Regions from separate parts of the Homo sapiens genome. Here region 2 is linked to region 1. A link is an interaction called in ENCODE POLR2A ChIA-PET data of the cell type or tissue named here. Cell type or tissue: MCF 10A. All regions are shown on one strand. Each heading gives the region's core, and the rest is flanking DNA. Links, peaks and the distances in the headings are about the cores only.

What was found. Peaks named below come from ENCODE experiments on the same cell type or tissue, not always from the same donor. Only the 100,000 strongest peaks of a DNase experiment are listed, where the experiment ranks them.
Region 2: POLR2A ChIA-PET joins it to region 1 with 6 read pairs; 3 of 35 experiments call an interaction of 5 or more read pairs at or near these places.

What each region holds. Positions count from the first base shown.
Region 1 is chr11:107,539,504-107,549,834 of GRCh38, reverse strand. ALKBH8 (alkB homolog 8, tRNA methyltransferase) reads left to right here. Exons shown (of 12, transcript NM_138775.3): 7 at 12-82. Among named protein-coding and RNA genes, the nearest start is that of ALKBH8, 21 kb to the left of the region's middle. In MCF 10A, for the core only: no CTCF peak of the experiment used is centred there; a DNase peak (open chromatin) is centred at 4,454.
Region 2 is chr11:107,484,464-107,494,794 of GRCh38, reverse strand. No RefSeq gene overlaps it. Among named protein-coding and RNA genes, the nearest start is that of CWF19L2, 32 kb to the right of the region's middle. In MCF 10A, for the core only: no CTCF peak of the experiment used is centred there; a DNase peak (open chromatin) is centred at 1,494.

The DNA.
Region 1 (10,331 bases), core at 856-8,855:
TTCCATCTCAGGAATTCCCGCTCATATTGATACACATTCCGCTTTTGAGGATGAGATCGTTTCTCTCAGTTTGGGGTCAGAGGTAAATGGTCATTTTTATTAGCTATCATCATATATCTTACCTTGTACAATGCCCTTTTCAAAGATTATCCACATTCTTAATGAAAATGAATTAAGATTTAAAAATGAAAAATAAGGGCACCATTAGCACTTTGGTTTCTTTTAAATGTCCTCTTCTTTTAAATATCCAAAATTTTATCTGTCACCTCATCAGATGCCAGGAAAACAACTTGAAATTTAATTTTTTACACGAAACTTTTAGCAGTTAAATAAGATCTAGACTTTCCTTGGTACAATGTGGCCCATTTCTGACCTACTGGTGCAGCATTGCCATCTAGTGGCAAAAGATAGTAGCTTCATGCCATAGAAAAAGGAAACAAATTAAAATGTGTGTTCTGAATTTTGATGAACTTTTTCCGTATGTTACCTGATTCAATCCCTTCAAAAACTCTGAGAAGTAGAGGGTAATATCTTCATTTTTACAGATGAAGAATAAGAGGTTCATGTTTATTCATTGATTTGTTTCTGTAGCTGCACTTTGCTTGAGCCACTAAAAGAAAATATTACATGTGAAGTGATCCACGCAACCTACAAGCAGATTTTTGGATAGAAATCAGAATTTTAGGCTGGGTGCGGTGGCTTATGCCTGTAATCCCAGCACTTTGGGAGGCTGAGGCGGGCAGATCACGAGGTCAGGAGATTAAGACCATCCTGGCTAACACGGTGAAACCCCGTCTCTACTAAAAATACAAAAAAATTAGCCGGGCATGGTGGCATGTGCCTGTAGTCCCAGCTACTCGGGAGGCTGAGGCAGGAGAATCACTTGAACCTGGGAGGCAGAGGTTGCAGTGAGCCGAGATTGCGCCACTGCACTCCAGCCCGGGTGACAGAGTGAGACTCTGACTCAAAAAAAAAAAAAGAAAGAAAATCAGAATTTTAAATCTGGAAGAGTCCTTAAAACATCAGGTCATCTAATCTAATTAGAGTCTGTATCAAATTCTGATCTTGTTCCTGGAGGCAAAAACTATTCATTTTTGTTTTCCCGTATTTGTATAGTTTCCATCATTAGATCTTCAGTGTTTTGGCCTCTTAACCCTTCCCGAGCTTGTGTAGTCATGTTGATACTGTCACTTGACAATTAGTGGTGTTTGATATGACACAACCATCTTATTAACTATGTATGTAGATTCTTAATACAGGTGCTTTAAAAAATAATGAGATCGGGGAGGAAAAAACACTCTTCTCTCTCTGGTTTCTTTTTTATTTTTACCCCCCATCCTTGCTTCTAGCTTTAGGGACCAGTAAAGGACATCTTCTCATTTTCCTCCCAACTGTGTAACCAACTGAGAAATGAGACAAAAGATAATTCGAGATCAGAGTGTTAACTTTACTACTGAGAAAACTGATGGCAGAACATGACTTTAGATCTGTAGCCAAGTGAACTTGTTAATACTTCACCTCTGAATTAAAGAGACATACTGACCTTGTCACTGGCGTAGCTGGACAACTGGAGACCTTCCCCATGGAGGCAGAGGCTGTTCGTATAACAGGACACGAAGGAGCTCCTCTAACAGGACATGTGTTAGCTCCTACAAACCAGCTGGCTCTGAAAATGAGAGGAAAGGGCTGAGCCAAGTGAGCCTGGCTTCAGAGTAACCAATAAGCAAAGGCATTCCTTGTTTTCAGGAGAGTTGTAAGTGAAGGGGTGGAAAAAAACTAGGAGTGTGCTTTCTACTTTTTATTCCTAGGGAAGTTCCCTTCCTTCCCAGGGAGATATGAGAAATGAGGACTCAATATCCCCCCCAGCGCCCTAGAAGATCATTGCACAGGTTTTAATTAGAAATTATGAAGAAGGGAAAATTTGCCCTTTAGTTGAACTGAAAATCTGCTGCATTCATTATCTCTATTTGGTGTCTCTGGAAGCATATAATTTTCAGCTGCCAATTTGAATGACGTTTGGTTAAAGCCATCTTTGTAATGGCTGGAAAGTGTGCATAAGTTATGACAGGAACAGTAGATTTTCTTTTAAAATACCTTTGAGAGTAAGTGAATCATTGTAATTTTGAAAAATGAAGTTTATTTTTATGATTACTTGAACATATTCTTAAAACCCTTATAATTTTAAGTTTATAATGTTTGTTTCAGCTTATAATACTATTTAAAACAGTCCACTAAATTTGGGCCTTTATTTCATCTATAAAATGAGATTAATAATATTTCTTTCCTGGCTGAAGGATTGTGATAGAAATAAAATGAGGTAATGTATGTGAAAGTATTTTTCAAATTCAGAGTAATCCATGCGTGTAAAGGCTCCTTCAGGTGTATCTGTTCTAGGGCTCCTTACTTAAAGCCTTCACTTCTGTAACAGGAGGAAGCTCATGTTCCCACAGCCTAGAAGTAGGATTTCAAGTGGTCATGAGAGAGATGACTTTCCACTCTTGCAACTTGTGCTGTTCTGTTTTATTGATTGATTGATGCTGTGTAATTACTTGAATTTCTCCTAGCACCTTACTCCACACCTAGAATCTGAGTACTATACCTTTGGCCCTATTTCTTTACTTTCTTATCTTTGACATCCTCAGTCGTTTTAAGAACTTTCCTGTAATGCCTATGGCAGCTTCCATTTCATTGTAATAATTTTGTCAGTGGCATTATTGTTTTGGTTTTTTGTAATGCTTTTTCGTTTTGTTTGGCTTAAATATAATGTCAAAGACTCAGCTAAAGTCATTGACGTTATATTTAATACTTTACTTTTCTCTCTTTCCCAGGAAATTTCTAAGATCTCTTTCAATTCTTAAATGTTCCAACTCATGGTGTTCCCATGAGGTATTCTTAACTTTAATATAATTCTTCAATGCTTTATTACTTAAAATGCTTTATTTGTATGACTACTGGAGCATATTCTTTTTAAAGCTCTTATAGTATGTCTAAAAATAGTGTACATTTTATATTAAGCAAAAATAGTCTTGTTTTTTTCAAATACATTAGTTTTCCCTCTACAACTAAGTTGTGATTTTCTTTAAGGCTTTTGTACCTTCGAAATATGTATGATATGTGTATAAGTGAGGATGATTTAGCTGCAATTAACAGCAGAAAACCCAAATAAAAATGATTACAAGGCAAAACAAGTTAATATCTCATATAACAAGATATCTCAAGGAAGGCTGGTTCCAAAAGTTTTAACTTGTTGGCTCAGGTCGGTAATTTCATCAAGGAACCAACCAATTTCTTTCCATCTCAAATACTCAGTGCTCCCCTAACTGAGGATGAGCTTAGGGAAATATCCAAGGAGTAGGCTGCATCGGGTTATATGACAATAACATATACCTGTGAAGTCTACTAGGCTTTTGTTTTTAGGTAATCCTTCACTGATGAATTTGTCCTGCCGTAAATTGCAGCCTGCCTTTGCTGGCCAGGCATGTTTTGAGAGATGCCCTTGCTATAACCTTTTATGATAATAAACTAGTAATGTTGTTGGGCAGATAACTCAGTTCATCAAGTACCGTAAGAGTTGGTCAGCTGATAATGAAAATAACTATTTAATGTGCATCTCCCTAAAACCAATACCTAACTTCTATTATAAATAAGGAAGAAAACTTTTGATTAGGACTTATCTGGGAAAACGAAACTAAAATTTATGAAGATGATTTTTAAAGAAAAATTTTATTTAACAATTTTTAGGTTATATTACAACTATGTACTAATTTTTTAGAACAAAGAATGAGTCACGTGAACTTTGTTTTTGGTCTTGTTTTTCTGATAAAATATGGTAGCATGATAAAAATTCCTTTATTTGACTTTTATAGCTTGATTATAAAGAGTGCGTTGTTGTGTTATTTGCTTTATTTTTCTCTTCGTTGTGAAAGTCCTGACTCTGCCAGATTTTCAGATGTTTAATGGATTTGCATGTGATTTAAATGGTCCTCTGACATCCCTTTTATCAATTTCGGGAAGTCCATCTTTTGTGAGAATTGCAATTTCAATTAGTTTTGGGTTTGCATTGCACTGGCTAGTATTTATATAATCAACATTCACTGAAAGACTGACCAAAGGGATTACCATAATGGGCAGAGATAGCTGCTGATATTGAAGAGAGAGAGAGCTATTTGGGCAAGTACTAATTTTATGGAAGTCCGTTCATCAGTAAATATTTCTTATTATGATGACTTTTGCAACTCAGTGGGTGGGGATAATTGGATAGTTGGGTAGTAAAGACCCCATCTGCTGAATGTTTGCTATAGAAGGCCACGTCTTTCAGTATATTTCCTGCTCTCTTTCCAGGCTCATGCTTTCAGCAAATACCTGTTGAGTCCTGCCTGACTCCTATGTTGAGTCATAGGGTACTGAGTAAAAATTATTTATGCAGTATCTTGAAATACCTAGCTGAATGGGTTTTTTTAGTCATTGTTTTTTGTTTTGTATTCCCAGTCTGGTCAATCAGAATGACTCACAGGGTACTTCTGTTCTAAGAGTTTATTGTTTTAATGGACAAATGTTTCATTATTTTCAGATCTTTAGCACAAACTGGAAAAAACACCCAGACATTTTCTTTATACCACTTAAAACAACAATACAGTCTGGACCGCAGACATACTGGCTTCATCTCCAACCTCAAATTCAGCCCTCAATATTTGCCTATATAAGCAATGTTTACAGCCTCAGAAGCCAAACAATCTCTTCTTTTAGTTTTTATCTTGATTCCAGGCCCCATACTTTATTCTTATCTGAGAGTCCTTGGAATATTTTCATTTCCTGAAGTTCTGAAAAATGGATTGTCTCTGCTGTGTAGCTCCTCTCTCCTTTCTCTCATTCTTTATAGCTTATTTATGATTTTTTTACTCTGTCTCTGTAGTGCCTTTAGCATTAAAAAGATAGTGATCTACCATCCTGGTGGGTGTGTATTTCTCCTTCTTTGTGTGTGTGTGTGTGTGTGTGTGTGTGTGTGTGTGTGTGTGTGTGGTTTGTATCTAAAGCCATGGTGACTTCTGTATGGCTCTATATGTATATTGATGTAGATGTGGGAAAAGAGTGTAATTCTCATGTGGGTTCTTTAGTTGCATCATAGTATAATTAAAGTGGCATTGGGCCAATCTTCATTTTTCCTTTTATCCTGTGGGTCTCTAACATTCAAAACTTCTGGAGTAGACAAGTAGATCTGCTGGTTTGTGGGCCAGAAATAAATAAATGGTCTACCTTGTTTGATCATGTCATTTTTTATACATTGAATTCTATTTTTCACTTTTAAGCACTTTCCTTAGTAACTTAAGTTCTGAAGATTCTTCTATTTTTATGTAATTTTCTCATCTTTCAGGATCTCTTGGAAGCCAGCATTCTCTTTTGCATAAATTGGTCAAATAAGACTCAATGCTGACAGTTCTTAACAGGCACTCTTTATCTTTTTTCTGTGGAGTGGGAGCTTCTTTAGTCAAGCCCCTTCAATAAGGATAATGTCAAAGAAGTATACCTGTTTCAGCCAGCAGTCTGCTAACAAAGTCTGTTTCATGGCATGACATCATAAAATAGAACATGCTGCTGTATTTGGAGCCTTTGGAGTACTGATTCTTCCATCTTTTCAGTTAGAACTATGTGCATTTACTTTGTAGCAAGAAAGCAGCATTATATCACTCCATCTGGATTGTAGAACTAGAATAAAATTCAGAAAAATCAATAGAGTTCAGAAAACTACAGTAGAAGCCCGCTTAAGTGGTATAGATGAAACTACCAGTTGGCTGCACTTAAATTAGGGAATAGTCATAATAAAAGATATGTACATACTGCAGACATTTTAACACATATAAATTCACTCATCAATATTTTGTTGCGGGGCCAAAGTCTTTGCATCTGTGAGGGGCCACAGTCTGCTTTGTCTCTCCAATTTCATTTCTTTAAAGTGAAGCAAACGTTTAAAGACATGAAACCATCTGAATGTGGGGTTTTACATTTTGATGTTTTTGTTTCCAATATTTTATAATCAAATTTTCACATTTATTGGAACATTAAATTTATTTTTTGCCTTTATTGAGTCATTCTACAATATTCAACTTGGCTTCTATAGAAAAATGCTATCTTTTCTCGCTTAATTTTCATTCATTTATGTAATATTAAATTAAATAAAATAATTACAATGATAAGGGTAACTGGCACAGTGATTTGGGAACATACACAATTTGACTTGTTAAGCATATAGCTCTACTGGTGAGAATAGAAGTGCATGGACATATTGGAGAGTTGTCTATCATCAACAAATATTCAGGGCATGGGTACACATTATAGAAGGAATGGAGCATGTTGGTTGGTTAAATGGATGTTGGTTAAAAGAACTTTTACTTATGTGACCAGCATTGTCCTGTGCATTCTAGGGGATACAGAAATACCTTCAACCTTGATTTTTTTCCCCTCAGATATTAGACCTGAATATCTAACATTCTTCTTTTTTTTTTGAGACGAAGTCTCTCTCTGTTGTCCAGGCTGGAGTGCAGTGGTGTGATCTTGGCTCACTGCAACCTCCGCCTCCGGGTTCAAGCAATTCTGTGCCTCAGCCTTCCAAGCAGCTGGGATTACAGGTGCCCACCACCACGCGTGGCTGATTTTTGTATTTTTAGTAGAGACAGGGTTTCACCATCTTGGCCAGGCTGGTCTTGAACTCCTGACCTTGTGATCCACCCGCCTTGGCCTATATCCAACATTCTAAAAGGGATTTTAACTTGTCTAAATCAAAGCTCATTGTCTTTGTTTTCAGCGATTCACCGTCCACTGTCATTCTCCCATACGGAACAAAATCTTTGCTCTTTCTGGGTTTCCTGCTCTGGTTAATGACCCCACTGTCATTAGAACATTCAGAACATGGCAAATATTCCTGTTTTTTGAGACAGGATCTTGCTCTGTTGCCCAGGCTGGAGTGCAGTGGCACACTCATGGCTCACTGCGGCCTCGACCTCCCAGTCTCAAGCAACCCTCCCACCTTAGCCATCCTAGTAGCAGGTACTGCAGGCACGAGCTACCATGCCCAGCTAATTTTTGTATTTTTTGTAGAAACGGGGTTTTGCCCTGTTGCCCAAGCTGGTCTTGAATTCCTGGGCTCAAGCAGTCTGCCCTACCTTGGCATCCCAAGGTGCTGGGATTACAGGCATGAACCATTGCACCTGGTTGGTGTCAAATATTCTTGAAATGTATTTCAATGATTATAAATTTTGCTTTTAAGTACCGCTTTATTGCATCCCATGTTTTCTGTTAAAAACTGCTTTGTGGAGATATAACTGACGTCCCAAGCACTGCACATACTTAATAAAAAGCTCATGAAACCTTCACCACACTCAAGATAATGAACATATCCATCATTCCCACAAGCTTCCTCATGCACTAATTTTTCCTCATGCACTAAAGATTTCATCTACTTTTTTGTGGCTTATGTTATTGCTCTTGTTACATTTGAGGGTGACTTTTGTTTATTTCTCTAGGTTCTTTTAAGATTTTTTGCTTTTATCTTTTGTTTTATTTTTATGATCCTGCTTATTCTGCTTATTTTGATTGGCTTGTTTATTCTGCTTGGGAATTACCAGGTTTCTTGAATCTGTAGATTGAGTTTTTCCATCAATTTTGGAAAATGCTTAGTAATTGCCTCTGTAGATTTTGCCCCTGCCCCCATTCTTTCTTCATTTACCTTTTTTCTACATTTTTTATTTTACTTATCCTGTCTTCTGTGTTTTCTATCTTTTGTCTCTCCATGCTTTACTCTAAATAGTTTCTTCTGTCACTAATTCTTTATTTTGCTGTGTTAATATGCTGTTAAGCTCATTCATTGATATCCTAATTTCAGTTACGGCATTTTTCTGTTTTAGAATGTCTGGTTTTTCTTTATATCTACAGGGTCTCTTTTTTATCGTTTCTGTTCCCTGCTGAAATGTTCAAGCTTAGCATTTATATCTTTAAACATGGTAAGCATCTTTGTTTTATAGCCTGTTTCTGATATTTGAATATTTGAGGTCCCTGTGATTTTTTTCTGTTTCCCCTGCTAGGCTATCTTTTTCCAGAGCAGGTACTGTGTCTTATTCTGATTCAGAATGTCTGATATGGAGGCTGGCTTTCTACATTTATAGAAAGCTCACAGGTGATTTTGTTATTTAGCTAGATTTTATACCATTGAGTTAGAAAATGCTGAAATGCTAAAGCTGTGTAGTATCAACTCCAAGGACAGTGGGATTTTAGCTTTGTTCTTTAAGACAAAGAATAAATAGAAATTAATATAGGCCCCCAATGGTAGTTCTAATCATCATTCAATTAAATATTCCAGTGCAATACTAGAAACTGAAGAAGTTAAAGACTATGTGTATTGGTTTCAGATCCTGGGATGTTTGTACCAGGGCTGAATTAAATACTGGACTAGTTGGGGGACTTGGGTTTTAGCTTATCCCTATTAGTAACTTTTAATTGACTATGGAGACAATTTCGGTGCTTTCTGTCTTAAATTGAAGTTGACATGTAATACTTGCATTTTAATTGTCATCAGGAGTTGATACACAGTTAGTAATATGAATAGTAGCTACTATGGCTTTTACTCCTTTGACCATCAGCACTACCATTGCCATGATCATTATCGCCAACAGCTAACTATTCTGTGCTAGAGACTGTGGTAGATGCTATATTAAGTGAACTTTTCCTCATGGGGAGCAATCTAGGGCCTCAGGAATAGATATACCCATGACTGTTGTTCTTATTACTCTAGCTGTCTCATTTTGGTTCTTTGTGAATCTGATGGTTTACTTTGCTTAAGGAGGAAAGCCCAGAAAATAAACAAATAGAATTTAGGAAGTCTTCTGTACAAATATAAAATATACACCACCCTATTTGTAAAAATACATTATTTATGATGAATTCATTCATTCATTCAAAAATATTTGTTGAATATAATTTACTAGACAGACTGTAACAAGTAAACAAAGATACAATTTAAAATATTTTTTAAGCTAAAATATTTTATTTCTTCTATAACCTTTTCATATGTAAAGTAAAACTTAATTTTATCGAAGTGGTTTGTGAGCCCATTTTTGAATGTTGGTGGATTTCACTTCATAGTTCCTGCAAACAAATGAAGCAAATAAATGAAGCCATGGTATATAAGTGAGAGCTCAAAGCAAGTGGTCTCAGTGTAAACACATCAACATAATATATTATCTGTTAGGCATTTAAGCTAAGCATTTATAATATTGGATGTGCAATGGTGGCTAAAGTGTCTCCAATTTAGCATTTTCTTTTTTAGCTGATTTTCCAGTTATGCAACATATATTTTGTTCTGTATTGTAACATTTGACAGTGTGTCTAGACCGTTAGCCAGAAAGATGCCTTTTATTTTTATTTTACATTACACTTGAGCTTAGCTAGACAAAACAGTTCAAAGCCATCTGTATTTGGGGGTGAAGAGTAAGAGAGGGCAGAATCTATTTGTTCAGCAGCTGAGGCCTAGTTTTGGAAGTCAGGGTTGTATTTGAAAGGTGGAATTTGCCAACTTTTGCTATACAATAGATTTTTTTGTGGTGTTTTCTTTTTAACTTTTTGCTGGATCTAATTTTGCCTATTTCACATATGCAGTACTGCAGGCACATTCCCAGATGTATATACCCTAAATGTGTGCATGGTACCTGATAACTAGGAAAGCTTCTACACCAGAGAGGCAAACGATGTTCTGCCTCTCATTTTCTCTCAGTAGCAATGAGAAATAAGTGCCTTTGGACCACAGTGGTATTTAGCTGCTGCCCGTAACACTTCATCGCCCACTCTTTGATGCCATAGGGCACCATCCTGTGCTCATGTGTGCAGTTTTTCTCCTCTCATGACCAGATTATTGAGGCTTGTACTTTATGAAATTGCCGCTGGCTTCAGAACAAGGGAATAGAACTTGTTTTCTTTTAGTCACTTTCAAATGGGAGGTCCTGTATGTTGATTACAGGATGTGTTGGTGACATTGCCACTTTTCCTTCGAGCTTCATAAGACTTTGTAATTTGGGGATTCTAACTTTCAAGACATTTAGCCAATGGATTTAAGTTTCCTGTGTGTGGGGGTTGTTTTCTGTTTTTGCTTTTTGTTGTTGTTTTGTTTTTTAAACATCCCTTACCAGTAGGAATCAGGGAAGGGAAACAGGTTTGTGGTGGGCCTAGATTTGTTTTTGTTTTTGTTTTTTTTTGGTGGATTCTCGCTCTGTTGCCCAGGCTGGAGTGCAACGGTGAGATCTTGGCTCACTGCAACTTCCACTTCCTGGGTTCAAGTGATTCTCTTG
Region 2 (10,331 bases), core at 790-8,789, 55 kb after region 1:
ATGGCGAGCTGTTTGGAGTTTTGAGTGCATAAGTCACATACTCCAAGTTCCATTTTAAAGGGATACCGTGGCTGCTGTGTGGAGATGAGACAGTGACAGAACAAAGCAGCAACAAAGGGGCCAGTTAGGAGGCATTTGCCATAATCCGTAAACCAGATGACAGATCATGATTGGCTTGCAACAGTGTGACAGTAGTGAGGCAGTGAGAAATAGTAGGCTTTGGATGTGAAATTGGAAAGTAGAACCATCAAAATTTCTGGTGAGTTGGATGTTGGGTGTTGGGGAATAGAAGATATAAGTGATGTCTCCACACTCATGAGTATGGAACTGTTTTACAGCTCTTAGTCTGTCCTTTGGGGCTGCCATCCTTTAGTTCAAATGCAATTTTGATTTGTCCTTTTCTTCTCTTTCAGGCATGGGTCTACCATGCCTGCCCTGAGCAAATCTCCCTGGTAATACATCTGCAAACAAACCTGGCAATTACTTTGAGTTCAGATATTGTATGCACTGCTGAACAGCTAGATGTGCAGCCAGTATGTGAAAATAAACAGAATGCAGTGTGATGATTGTGATCAGAAATTCCTTTAGAGACCATTAGACCGAGACAAACAAACACATCCAGCAGTTCCAAATCATTGCATGCAATAGAAAGGCAAGTAATGGATGGCACTTTACTTTCAGTAAATTACTGAAAAGAAAATGCTTCCCCTAGAAGAGCTAGGCATAGATGAGCATAACCTTCAAATACCCTTTGCAGAAGCAAGGGGGAATAAGTGAGGATGGAAAGAGAGTTAAGAGCTTTGTTGCTGCCTTACCTTCTGATGTGGCTCTACTTACAGGTCCCCAAACACCTAAAGCAAGTGGGAGAGAAAAAAAAGACTCGAGATGTTCTATTAGAGTGCAAAGTCTCTTTGTCTTCAATCTTGTAAAAATGATTGAAGTTTGTTATTGATTAACAAGAAGTAATGACTTAGCATCTAATACAATGTTTTAAAATGTCCGCTCTGGCTTTTGTAGATTCCAGCAAGGATAATAGGGCACTTATGGAACTAAAAGCCTTTAAAATCTGTTTTAAAGGATCAGCATGAAGAACTAAGAGAGCTTTGTCGAGTCAAGGAAGGTGTTCTTAACCTCTGGTCCATGAATGTGTTTCAGAGGGTTTGTCAGTGACTCACAGTTGTGTACAAATTTTGTGTGCAGGTGCACATGTCCATCTTCCTTGCAAGAGAGTCCATATTTCTGTCAGCCGTTCACACATAGTTAAAAATCACAAACTATGACTCCAGGGGTGACCTTCCTTTGTTGATGCTCATGAGATTCAAAGGCAGCCCCAAAGTCTAGGCACCAGAGGCACTGATGGCCTAGGATGTAAAGGCGCCCTTTGGATTTGTGCAGCATACACACCTTCAAACATGTGGCTGGTGTGTGTGTGTGTGTGTATGTGTGTGCAGAGGTGCTATCTCTGCATGATTATTATCTGAATCAGTCCATGACTCAGCCCTTTGGATCCTAACTGGAGAAAAAAGACTATAAGAGACAATGAAAAGAGCATGTGGTGTATCACTTAAAATTTTATTTATGATTAGCCTTGGGGCAGGGATAGGAAAGGTGAAACAGGTCTTAACCAGAATATGGAATATTTTCCTACAGAAAATTTCTCCCTGCTTTTTTTCCCCTTAGACAATAAAATTAAAAAAGACATACTAATAAGTATCCCTGTAAAATAGAGAGTAATGGACACCTACATTTTCAGGCCAATCAGAAAAAACAATAAGCCAGTAATTTTTAAAATCCCATTTCATAGATTGTCACTGATTAACTGGATTGTATAATAGATCAGAGATAATCCCATACTACCAGTTGTAAGACTATCTATGTAACTATTTAAGTTATTTGTTGTAACTTATTAAGTATGTAACAATTATATAACTTATGTAGATTATTAATTAACTTATTAATTATAACTATGTAAGTTATAGTACTATTGCACTATCACCATGGCTAGGGGAATGGAGTGCTGATTGGCTCAGGCCTGGGCTTTGTGTACTTCTCTTCACTTAACTATGGCCAGGGGAATGGGATACCTTGCCTGGCTTCAGCCTATCAGGACCCTCTTGTCTGTCTTTGGGTAGCATTAGTCTTACACAAATAATGGGATTAAGAGTGGTGAGAGGGCCAGCTGTGGTGGCTCACACCTGTAATCCCAGTACTTTGGGAGGCCAAGGCAGGCGGATCACCTGAGGTTGGGAGTTCGAGAACAGCCTGACCAACATGGAGAAACCCTGTCTCTACTAAAAATACAAAATTAGCTGGCCATGGTGGCGCATGCCTTTAATCCCAGCTACTCAGGAGGCTGAGGCAGGAGAATCGCTTGTACCTGGGGGGCAGAGGTTGGCGGTGAGCCACGATCACACCATTGTACTTCAGCCTGGGCAACAAGAGCGAAAACTCTGTCTAAAAAAAAAAAAAAAATGGTGAGAAAGTTTGCCAAAGGAAATTTGGGCTATACTAACTAGAACAGCAATGGATGCTGGGCTACAACAAGGATTTCACTGTTGTTCTAAATTTCTTCTAAAAAGTAGTTTAAATGAACCAACACCATACAGGCTTGCAGCACTGGCACCATGGTGCTTTCTGGCCGGGTAGAAATGATATGGAAGCATCTTCCGGTCAGGACCACTATACCCACGGCAGTAAGAGCAATGCCTACAATGATAGGCAGAACAACAGGGGCTACTTTGATTTCAAGTAGCAGCCAGAGAGACTTCAGTGCCACACAAAACAGTGATGACAGCAGGCATAGGGCTGAAGGCATGATATATCCAAGGAGATCTCAAATTTGTGAGGATGCTCCAGCATCCCTGAAGAGCTCTGTGGTCACTCTTCTGTGAAATTACACTTGGAAATTGCTGCCAACAAACTATTAGCATTTCCCTAAATGCAATGGGGATAATTAGATCCTTGGGTGGCAGGGGTTAATTGGTGGCACTTAAATCACTAAAGGCAAAGTGGGTGTGGTTACCATAGTAGATAGTGGTGTCAAAGCAAAAATCAGAATAGTCTGAATCCCAGAGACCCGTGATATTGGCTAGCTGATCATGGTGTCCCTAGAAGAGAATTAGATGATAATCTACTAATTTCTTACTTGATCTGTATAAGTAGAAGAGTTCTAGGTCAAGCCTAACTTGAACCATCAAAACATGGCGTTATAGTTTCATAGTTTCCCAACCAATTCCCAGACCTGAGCCAGTTTACAGACCCAGAACGCTTTGAATGAAGGGGAAGTCTGGTCCTCTTGAGGAAGGACCCTGCTACGCTGCCAAAAATTTATACTGTTAATCTTTCTTCCAGCCTTTCCCAAAGGGACCTATGACTTTCAACCAGAGTGACTGTGCATTGGAAAAAAAGGAAATAACCAGACTTTTGAGGAATACTGGACACTGGCTGTTAACCAAAACAAGTTCTAGGAGACCCAAAATGTCACTGTGGCCCTTCAGGTGGAGTAGGGGCTTATGGAGGTCAGGTGATCAATGAAGTTTTAGCTCAGGTCCTTCAAACAGTAGGTCCGGTGTGTTCCCAAAACTGTACCATGGTTATCTCCCCAGTTCCAAAATGAAAATTAGAATAGACATACTCAGCAATTGGCAGAATCCTTGCATTGGTTCTCTAACCTGTGGAGTGTCAGCTGTTATTGTGGGAAAGGCCAAGAGGAAGCCACTAGAATGCCTTTCTAATGAAAATAGTAAGCCAAAAGCGGTACCACATTCCCAGAGGGATTGTAGAGATTAGGGCCACCTTTGAAGAGGAAGGGGTGCATCTTCTTGAAGGATGCAGGGGTGGTGATTCCCACCACATTCCATTGCAACTCATTTTTTTGGTGGGTATAGTAGAGAGCAGATGGATATTGGAGAGTAACAGTGGGCTATTGTAAAATTAACCAGTTGGTGACTCCAATTGCAGCTGCTGTTTCGGATGTGGTTTAATTGCTTGAGCAAATTAACACATTCTCTGTTACCTGACATATAGCTAAATTGACTACAAAAATACATTTCTGGAAGGACGTGGTTGCATATGCCTGTAATCCCAGCTACTTGCGAGGCCAAGGCACAAGAATCACTTGAACCCGAGAGGCAGAAGTTGCAGTGAGCCGAGATCGCGCCACTGCACTCCAGCCTGGGTGACAGAGCGAGACTGTCCCCAAAAAAAAAAAAAAAAAAAAAAAAAATTCAATTCATTTTGCTTTTTCTTAGATCACTCTAACTAAATACTGTATTATTTGAAGAGTTAAAACTATGTAATTACTTAGTCGTTTTAGTAACAAGGAACAAGCCAGGTTTTGGAGTCCTGATCTGTACTTGAATACAAAGCAAAGCTCTATAACAACACTAGAATTGTGATTTAGGCAGCAGCAGTGGCAGCTCCTTGAAGACTCACAGAAGGCACGCCCTCATAACTGGGTAATCAAAGGTCTTCCCAGGCCTCGCCAGCCCTTATTTTGATTTCTCCCTTCCCTGAACTCCATACCACATACAGTCTATATCTCAAAATTTAGGAGTGTGAATTGCCCTGCTGTCTTGCCCTGCTGTCTCCTACTCCTAAATATTTCAAGTATTGATTTTTCCCTTGCCTCAAGGCTCACCTTTCTGATTTTCTCTACACTGATGCACAAATGAGCTTTATAAAATCTGGAGATGTTTCTCCTTAACTGAACTCTGTCAGTGACTTCTAATTCTTAGTAACGAAATCCAAAATCCAATAAAACGCAAAGTGTAAATAACACTTTATAACTATCATCTGCTATGTCTCCAATCTCAATTCTCTCTGCTCCCCACCTCACACCCAGGGTTCCCTTATCCCAAATTATTTGCCTCTGCCCATACATGCCTCACACTTTCCCTGTATCATTTACTGAATCTTGTTCTCCTTGCTCCTAGGATGTCCTTTTCTGTTATTTTCCAAACCTCGAGTCTTACCCACTATTTAAGACCCACTTTAAATGTTATTCCCTTCATAAAGCCTTTTCTCATTCCTTCCAGATGGAAACAATTTCTTTGTCTTCTGATTTCCAAAGAATTTTATTAGAATGCTCATATTTATTCCTTTGTACCTTATTTTCATTTGTGCATATGAATATCTTCTTTATTTTGTAATTTAGACTCCCTGAGAATAGGGGTACTGATGATACCTAGTAGGGGATCAATAATTACATGTCATAAGAATGTCATAATTAAATAGATTAGAGCTAAAACTTGAGGTCGTATTAATACATTTGATATCTATTATATTTCTTGTATCAAGTTTAATCACCTCCCAAGAAGATCATAGGTGTGTAAAATACATCAAAATCTGGTATGATAGAGGTACAATGACAGGACAACAACTATCTCATGCCATCTGGATTTTAAAAAAGGATACATTTTCACTCTTATTGCTTGCATCATTCATTGGTTTGTTCAATATTCAACAAGTAATTACTGAATGCCCACTGTGTGCCAGGCATTGTGCCTGTACTGGATAATACATTGATGAATGAAACAGACCTGGCCCTTGTCTTCCTGAAGCTTAAAGTATTGTGAGAGGGACAAACAATAAACAAGTTAATATTGCAAACAATTATATACTTGCAAAGTCTGATAAGTGCTCCAAATAAATAAATGAGATTTGCCGGAAGAGAATAAAAGTCAGAGAATTCCTGCAGAATAATAAGCCTACACCAAAAATAGATGCATTTTATTTTAAAAATTTTATTAATATATTTACATGGTTCAAACTTTTGAAAATGCAAAAAGATATTTAATGCCTACAACACTGAGTAGCTTTTTGCTGAAGATCTTTTCATTATCTTATAACTTTTGAACCATGTAAGTGAATTACCTCTTCGATACCCATCACCTATATGCCCAGTTTCCAACATGTTGCTGTCTCCAACTGTGATAGGAGATGGCTCCCAGTAATCTCTGCCTTCTGGTATTTCTGCCCTTGTGTAATTCTTTTCCTTTTAATGTGGGCTAGATCTACAGACTTGCTTCTGATAAACACAATACAGTAACAGTGATGGGATGTCATTTCCATGATTAGATTACAAAAGATTGACTCTGTCTTGCTAGCCAACTCTCTATTTCCTTCTTGGCTTGCATGTTTGATAGTGTCAGCTGTCACTTGGGAGAGGCTACATGGAAAGGAACTGAAGGCAACCTCTCACCAACAGTCAGTGAGGCACTGAGGCCCTTAGTCTAACAGCCCTTGAGGAAATGAATGCTGCCAATAACCACTGAATGAGCTTGGGAGCAGAGTCTTCCCCATTCGAGGCTTCAGATGAGACTGCAGACCTGGATTTGATACCTTGATGGCAGCCTTGTGAGGGACAGTGAAGCAGAGAAACCAGCTAATTTGTGCCCAGATTCTTGACCCACAGAGACTGAGATAATACATATATGTTGTTTTAAGCTGCTAAGTTTTGGAGTAACTTGTTATGCAGCAATAGACAACAAATACCCCAATCTTTAGCTATTACAAAAAAAGTATATACATTAAAAATTTGTATGTACATCAGTAGTATATCTGTAAGAAAAACTCTACTGCATGGGATTGCTGGGTCAAAGAAAATGTGCACTTGTAAATTGGTTTATTGTTTTCATATTGCCCATCAAATCATTAATAACAATTTATAATCCTGCTAGCAATATATGAAAATACTTTCCCATCTGAATTTGTTATTAAGATTTTGGATTTTTTTGCCAATTTAAAAGGTGGAAAATCATAGCTCAGAGTATATTAATTTGCATTTCTCTTATGAGTAAGGTTGAACATATTTTCATGTGTTAAGCTATTTATAAATCCTCTTCTGTGAATTGTTAATTTGCACCTTTGACTGTTTTTCTATGATTAAGCTTTTTCTCTGTTGATTTTTAGGGGTTAGTCTTTTGTGAGATGACTTGCAAATGTTTTTTTTTTCCAGTTTCTTCTTTTTCCTTTTTTCTTTGCTTATGATATAATTAGCCACATATGTGACTTTGGTGTCAATCTTTAGTGCTTCTAGATTTTTAATCAAATTTAGATCTTTCCCACTCTAAGAAAATAAGGAATTGCCTTGTGTCTTCTCCCATGCTCCCACCTCATGCTAGTAATTTTTTGGCTTTATTTTTTATATTTAAATATTTGAGCCATTTGGAATTTGCCTTAGTTTATAGTATAATGTAAGAATCAAATTTATTCATTTCTCCTAGATGGCTACTCAGTTGACCCAATACCATTTGTTAAAAAGCCCATATTTGTCTCACTGATTGAAAATGCTGTACTTACCATATATTAATCTTCTATATATATTTGGAATATTTCTGTGCTTTCTAATTTCTTTCATTATTTCTCTGTCTACTCAAGTACCAGTTCCATACTGTTTTAATTGTTAAAGATTTATAGTATCTGCCAAGCCTAGTCACATCCCTGTCTTCCCTCCAATTACTCTTACTCAGTTTCCTGTCTGTCTGTTTTGGGTTAAGATGTGAACTTTTTAATCATCTTATGTAATTTAAAAACCCTCTTGGTATTTTAATTGGGATTATAGTAAATTATATACTAATTTAGGAAAAACTGAAATTTTTATGATGTTGAGTCCTCTAATCCAAGGACATAGGATGTATTTTAACTAGTCATTTTTTTTGTGTATTTATATGTGTTCATCTTTTCGTGAACCCTAACCCTAAACCTATCTTTAATTTCTACGTACCAATTGTGTATCTTCCAATTGTGATTTCCAATGAATTCTTTTGATATTTGCACACACCCAGTCATATCATATGCAAATAGGATAGCTTTAACTCCTCATTTACAGTTTCTATGACTACTTTCTCTTGCCTATTTGTGTTAGCCAGTACTCCCAAGACAATGTAAATAATAGTGGACGCAGTGATTATTTTTGTCTTATTTCTACTCGAGTGGAAATAATTGTAGTGATTTTCAGAAAGCATGCTGCTTGTTTTGGGGCTGAAATGACTAAACTTTTATTATAACATCTAGTCTATTTCTATTTTATTGCATTTTTTTAAAGGAAGTATCTTATTAATTTTTTTAAATGCTATTTGAGCACCCGAGGACATAAGTGTAATTATTTTCCTTGTATCTGTAATCTGATAAATTATATTAATATATATTTTAATATTAAGTCATTTAAAAATTTTTCAGGTAAGCTCCACCTGTAGTGATGTGTTTTTTCTTTTAATAGGCTAATATTTTAATCAGGATTTTTGCATAGATATTCATAAATGGGAAGTGTTTGTAGTTTTCTTTTATCTGCAGTCCATGTGAGGTTTTGGTGTCAATGTTATACTCTCTTTATAAATAATGTGGAAGTTTTCTCTCCACCCATCTACTTCCCTCCACTCCACTCCTTGAGCTCTAAGATAACTGGCCTTAGAATGGTCTGATCCTTAAATGGAATTGTTGGAATTCTTTCAAGAAGCAATTTGAGGACAGGCGCAATGGCTCACACCTGTAATCCCAGCGCTTTGGGAGGCCGAGGTGGGCAATCACTGGAGACCACGAGTTGGAGACCAGCCAACATGGCAAAACCCTGTCTCTACTAAAAATACAAAAATTAGCCAGGCGTGGTGGTGTCTGCCTGTTATCCCAGCTACTCGGGAGGCTGAGGCAGGGAATTACTTGAATTCAGGAGACGGAGGTTGCAGTGAGCTGAGATGGTGCCATTGCACTCCAGCCTGGTCAACAGAGTGAGACTGCATCTCAAAAAAAAAAAAAAAAAGTAAGTAAGAAAAAGAAAAAGAAGAAGCAATTTGCATCTGTTTTTATTAAAACCATTTTTTTTTTCCGTTGGGTAGGGATTAGCTCTTTGATCAATTCTCTGTTTCTTCTGTGGAAATATACTTTCTGCCTCTTCTGGGGCCAGACACTATATCTTGAATATTATTCCTTTTACCCAGATTTATATAATTATTTGCACAGAGTTGAGCAAAGTGGCCTATGGATAGTTTTGGTTTCTTTTCCTGTTGTTATTTATTTTTATTTATTTTTTTTTTTTTGAGATGGAGTCTCGCTCTTTCACCCAGGCTGGAGTGCAGTGGCGCGATCTCGGCTCACTACAGGCTCCGCCCCCTGGGGTTCACGCTATTCTCCTGCCTCAGCCTCCCGCGTAGCTGGGACTACAGGTGCCCGCCACCTCGCCTGGCTAATTTTTTTTTGTATTTTTAGTAGAGACGGGGGTTCACCGTGTTAGCCAGGATGGTCTCCATCTCCTGACCTCATGATCCGCCCGCCTCGGCCTCCCAAAGTGCTGGGATTATAGGCGTGAGCCACCGCGCCCGGCCTGTTGTTACTTTTTCTTATCATTTCTTTGATTCAGTTAGTAGTTTTTCTAACTTTCCCCCAATAAATTAGCTATTAATTTCTTAATACTGTTTTTTCTATTTTCTAACTCATTGATATCCTTCCTACTGCTTTCCTTTTTAAGCTTAATTTATTTACTTTTATTTTTCCTTTATATAGATAAAAGTATTCAGCTTTCCTCTAAGTTCTTCTTTAGGTTCTGATAATGTTCTGTTTTCATCATGACTGATTTTTAAAAATTTGGCAACTTCCATTTAGTTTTAGAGATGGGTCTCACTCAGTCACCCAGGCTGGAGTGCAGTAGTGTGATCATAGCTCGCTGCAGCCTTGATCTCCTGGACTTAAGCAATCCTCCTGCCTCAGCCTCCAGAATAGCTAGTATTACAGGTGTGCACCACCATGCTTGGCTAATTCTTAAAATTTCATGTAGAGTCAGGGTCTTGCTATGTTGCCCACGCTGAACTTGAACTCCCAGGTTCAAGGGATCCTCCGGCTTTGGCTTCCCAAAGTGCTGGAATTACAGATGTGAGCCACTGTGCCTGGCCTCTGTTTTGTTTTTGATCAAAGAATTACTTCCGTGTGAGAGCTTGAAAATTTTCAGTTATAGTGCAAACTTTTATTTTGTATGAGTTTCTAATCTTATTGCATTTGTAATCAGAGAATGTTGTCTATGTTGTTTCTACTTTTTATAATTTATTGAGGCTTGGTTTGCAGCCTAATATATTTTTAGTTTTTGTGAATGTTTGAACATTTGAAGAAAAGGTATTTATTTTGGGTGTAGAAATCTAGATCAGATCTGCCTTATTTATTATCTTATTTGTGAACTCTCTTTACTGTCCAAATTTAATTAAAGTCACCCCTAGCTTCCATACACCAAGATTACTAGGAAGTCCAATATCATTTAACATGGCCTGTTTAAGCATTGCTCTCTACATAAGTCAGGGTCCCAGCTAATAGCACAGATGGCATATTCAAATTAGGGAATACGGGAG